2 separate regions of the Homo sapiens genome follow, and region 2 is linked to region 1. A link is a loop called in an ENCODE intact Hi-C map of the cell type or tissue named here. Cell type or tissue: ovary. All regions are shown on one strand. Region 1 overlaps HTRA3 (HtrA serine peptidase 3). Region 2 has its middle 21 kb from the start of LINC02517.

Region 1 (2,500 bases):
GCACATGGCAGCACCTCCACAGACACCGCCTTCCAGCTCCTCCCCTTCCTCGACCCCTCTCCCTCACTCTCACTAACTCCACTTCTGTAAGACGCGTCCACCTGCCATCCTTTCTTCACATCAACTTCTATGAGCCCGGCACCGTGCAAAGCACACTCAGTCCATCATCTCATTTGCCCAGTGACCAGTGAGGGGGGTCCCACTGTTATCCATTTCACAGATGAAGAAACTGAGGTGCAAAGAGCTTCAGAGACTTCTGGGGCAGAGCTGGGACTCCACCCTGAGCAGCCAGACATGAGGGACAGAACTGGGTCCCAGTCCTGGTGCTCTGCCCATTATGTGCTGGAGCAGGGTAATGCACACAGGTGGGCAGGCTGTACATTGCACAATTCCAGGGAGTCACCTGCTACCCCTGCACTAGACCTGGCTTTCAGCTTGGGGAACATATGGACGTGTCCTCGCCATATCTTTGCTGCACCAAGGACAGCGGTCTATGATTTTAAACCCTGTCCCACCCATTAGTCCACAAACACCCTCATCAAAACCAAACAAGGCAGACACTTCGAGCTGCTAGGGGCCTGCCTGGTATTCAGAGCACTGGCTGGGGAACCAGGGGACCTGGGCTCAGGGCAGAACCATCCATCCCTACCTGAGTGACCGAGGGCAGCTTCCTACAGCTCCCTGAACCCTTTCTCATACAGGACCAGGACATCAATACCCCAATGATGTGTTGAAGGCTTTGTGGGCCTGGAACAGTGCCCAGTGTCACACCGTTCACCCTTGTGAAACCTGGTGGCCTCCCTCCCTCAAAGCAAGCCTGGGCGGAAGGTGTTCAGACCACCTGGCAGGCCCTGGTGAGCCTGTGGGAGGCCAAGGGTGCACAGGCCCCCTTGTACCCACCTCTCCACAACTAGACGCCCCCATCTCCAGAAAGCCCTCCTGATCTAGCCCTCTCTCCACTCTGAAGGTGGTTTCTTCCTCTTCTGGGCTCCATGCATTGTCATTGGTCCCTCACAATGCAGGATGGGGGTTTCACAGGGGTCTGCGGCTGTGGTGATGTGGGCAGGAGGCAGTGGTTGGGGTCACCAAGCCTGCGAGCCTGCCAGGAGGCTATGCTTAGTCCTGAGGCCGTGGGAGCCATGGCCCAGCTTTCGGCAGGGAGGGTCCGGGTCTCGCCAAGTCCCTTCAGGCTGCTGTGTGGGGCTGCATGGGAGGGCAGAGGCCTGTCGGGGGAAGACCACAGGATGGCAGATGGGGTGAGGGTGCATTTGCTAGGCCAAGCCCCGGCAGGAAGGGCAGCTGCACAGCGCCCTGGTCTCAGCTCCAGTCCGGCTGGACTCCTGGCTCCTGGCAGCCTTGGCGAAAGCTCTTGGCCAAGCAGCTCTGCCGGCAGTTCCAAGTCCTCCAGTGCCGCCAGATGCTGTGGCTCAGCACTGCAGCCCCAGCGGGAGTGGGCGGGGCAGGAGGGGAGGCGTCATCTTGCCTGAGTGGTCCCAGATGCTGAACTCCAAGGCATGTGCAGCCCCAGGAAGCTGCTAAGAGGATTACAAATCAAAAGCCAACCCAAGTTCTTCAATAAATACAACCGGGAGATGCCATCAGAACCTGCTTGGGGTTGCACAATAAAAGCCGGTGATTAAATGCCACCTTGTAAACTGCTCTGGGGCTCTACATTCTGAGCGCATGGCAGGCTCCAAGGCCTGTTTATCTGCAGCCAGAGGAGAGGCTGCATGGCCTCAGAGCTCTGGTTACGCGCAAAGGGAAACCCTTCTCCACACAGGCCCTCAGAAACGCATTTATCCCTGCTTTTACCATCCCGTGGATGGACATTTATCCACTCTGTGCAACTGCGATGCCTTAACATGGACCTGAGAAGATGCGAGGGTTCCCCTGAGAAGTGGTGAGCCTCTGTCACTGGAGGGATGCAAGAAGGGCCCAGAGGGTTAGAGGAGATTCACACATCACATGGGCCCTCGTCTCATTTCGTGTCATCTACAGAGGCCACGCACTGGCCCAGGCCCCTGCCCGGCGAGGCTTCGAGCCTGGAGGAGATGGGGATCACGCAGAGAAATTGACCCACAGTCACATCTGTGTGCAGGGCCCACCGGAGACCCTGGGTGTGCTCACCAAGCAATGAAGGATGACCTGGGCACAGTGGCCAGGGCAGGTGGCTCAGGGGCGGTGGGACATCCGGGTGAAGGCAGGATGAGGAACCCACCACGCTAAGGCAAGGGAAGGAAACGCCGGGCAGTGGGCACATTGCGTGCAAAGGCCTCGAGGTGGGAAAGAGACCGGTGAGGCCATGAGGCCAGAGCACAGGGGATGAGGGGACAGTGGGAGACGGCACCGAGGGTGATGCGGGCCAGGTGGCAGGCACAGGGCCCTGTGAGTCAAGGTAAGTGCTGGGGTGCCTTGCAAGGAAGCCTGCAGGTCATGGGCAGGACAGATTGACCAAGGTGATCCTGGCTGCTGTGTGAGAAGTGATGGAAGGGAGGATGGA
Region 2 (2,500 bases), 66 kb before region 1:
ATGGGAAGGCTCATCACCTGGCTCAGAGTCACTGCTGTTTGTAAAAGGTATGACTGTCCTGCTGCTGCTGTGCATTTGGCTTGCGCCCAGAGAGAGAGAGTGAAGGTTTTGACCCTGTAAGGGAGAGCCAGCCTTGCAGGCCAGGGAATGCAGCTGCAGGCGTGGGAGCGACAGGAGACTCAGAGCCAGAGCGGGCAGCCGAGACAGAGACAGACAGTGTAAGGGAGCCACTGAATAAAACCATACTTCAGGCTGGGCACCGTGGCTCAGGCCTGTAATCCCAGTACTGCGGGCTACAAAATGCCCAGCACAGAACCAAGTACATGTTAAATCCCCTCCACGTCCCCCTCACCACCCAGGAGCACAGTCACTTCCCAGGCACACAGGGGTTAGGGCAGATGTAGGGATTTGAAAACTGGACCTGGTATATCTGGCCATAGGGCTTATAGGGAGAAAACAAAATATTTGCAGGCTGGCTCGGTGGCTCGCACCTGTAATCCCGGCACTTTGGGGGGCCGAGGCGGGTGGATCACCTGTCAGGAATTTGAGACCAGCCTGGCCAACATGGTGAAACCCCATCTCTACTAAACATATAAAAATTAGCCGGGCTTAGTGGCAGGTGCCTGAAATCCCAGCTACTTGGGAGTCTGAGGCAGGAGAATCGCTTGAACCCAGGAGGCAGAAGTTGCAGTGAGCTGAGATGTCACCATTGCACTCCAGCCTGGGAGACAGAGGGAGACTCTGTCTCAAAAATTTAAAAAAAAAAATGTAAAAACAACAACAAAAAAATTAAGTGTTTGCAGCTGTCGTGGGAACTGTAGAATTTGCCAGTAATTTGGAGGAAATTCGCCCAAAGCCTGAAGACAGATGGGGCCTGGGATCATGGTTCTGGCCGCTCCCCCATATTGAGGGGTTGTTTCTTCCCACACAGGGTGTAGAGAGACCAGAACATCATCTTTTTCTCAGAATACAAGTGAGCCTTGGCCTTCCCTCTGTTTGTGGCCTTCAAATAGAAAAAAACAATCACTGGCTTTACATCTGGTGGAGGAAGCAGGACAAAGTCCCCCACAGAACACAAGAGCTGGCCAAGTCAGCCAGCCACGCAGGGCTGAGCACCGGCAGCCAGCCCAGGCCTGTGTCCTGTCCAAGGCTGAGGAAAACATGGCCCCTCCCTCAAGGGCGTCCATTAAGACCTAACAGGGGAGGCGAGGCCAAGATTCTGGAAGCTGTCAGCGGCCACAGCCCCACACCCCAAGCCACTGCCTCCTCTACTATGACTTCCCCGTGCATCTGGGACACTTGGGCCCGTGTTTTCCTCCTCCTGAGGTGTAGATGGGAGGAAAGGGTCTTCATCCGCTGCTGCGGCAAACTTCCCTTAGGCCACCATTTGAGCTGTCCCTTAAAAAAGTTGATGGCTGATCATAAAGCCTTTTCTTTAAGTTTGTTTTTAATCAAAGTTGAATATGCATTCTGCTAAGATCATACCAAATGGGAAAAGTTGAAAGTATGCCCACTTTCACCACTTTTATTCAACTTAGTACTGAAGTCCTAGCCAGAGCAATGAGGCAAGAGAAAGAAAGGATTAGACAAATTAGAAAGTCAAATTTTTCCTGTTTGCAGATGACATGATTATATTTAGAAAAACCCAAAGATAGCCAGGCGCAGTGGCTCACGCCTGTAATCCCAGCACTTTGGGAGGCTGAGGTGGGTAGATCACCTGAGGTCAGGAGTTGGAGACTAGCCTGGCCAACATGGTGAAACCCCATCTCTACTAAAAATACAGCAATTAGCTGAGCGTGGTGGCGGGCGCCTGTAATCTCAGCTACTTGGGAGGCTGAGGCAGGATAATTGCTTGAACCCTGGAGGCAGACGTTGCAGTGAGCCAAGATCTCACCATTGCACACAGCCTGGGCAACAAGAGTGAGATTCCATCTCAAAAATAACAAAAACCCAAAGATGCCTCAAAAAACTGGTAGAACTGATCAATTTAGTAAAGTTGCAGGATACGAAATCAACATACAAAAATCAGTAACATTTCTGTATGCCAATAGTGAGCAATATTAACAAATCAAGAAAGCAATCCTATCTATAATAGCTGCAAAAAATGAAATGCCTAGGAGTAAATTTAACCAGAGGTAAAAGATTTCTATAACAAGAACTATAAATCACTGATGAAAGAAATTGAAGAGGACACACAAAAAATTTCAAGATATTCCACGTTCATGGAATTAATTTTGTTGGAATTTGAAAGAATTAATGTTAAAATGTTCATATTACCAAAAGTGATCTACAGATTCAATATAATCTCTATCAAAATACCAATAACATTCTTCACAGAAATAGAAAAAAATCCTAAAATTCATCTAAAACCATAAAGACCTCGAATAGCCAAAGCAATCCCTAGAATGAACAAAGCTGGAGGTATCATACTACCTGACTGCAAATATACTATAGTAACCAAAGCTATAGTAACCAAACAACTTGGTACTGACATAAAAAC

The links. Hi-C counts contacts between places; a loop is a spot of excess contacts. Peaks named below come from ENCODE experiments on the same cell type or tissue, not always from the same donor. Only the 100,000 strongest peaks of a DNase experiment are listed, where the experiment ranks them.
Region 2: it touches region 1 in a loop (1.9-fold over the local background); 12 of 110 quality-filtered maps call a loop at or near these places.

What each region holds. Positions count from the first base shown.
Region 1 is chr4:8,273,993-8,276,492 of GRCh38, reverse strand. The region is part of intron 1 of HTRA3 (HtrA serine peptidase 3); the gene reads right to left. Among named protein-coding and RNA genes, the nearest start is that of HTRA3, 5.5 kb to the right of the region's middle. In ovary, a CTCF peak has its summit at 1,392; a DNase peak (open chromatin) is centred at 1,442; H3K27ac peaks cover 2,080 bases.
Region 2 is chr4:8,339,538-8,342,037 of GRCh38, reverse strand. No RefSeq gene overlaps it. Among named protein-coding and RNA genes, the nearest start is that of LINC02517, 21 kb to the right of the region's middle. In ovary, no CTCF peak of the experiment used is centred here; DNase peaks (open chromatin) are centred at 197 and 1,157; H3K27ac peaks cover 1,925 bases.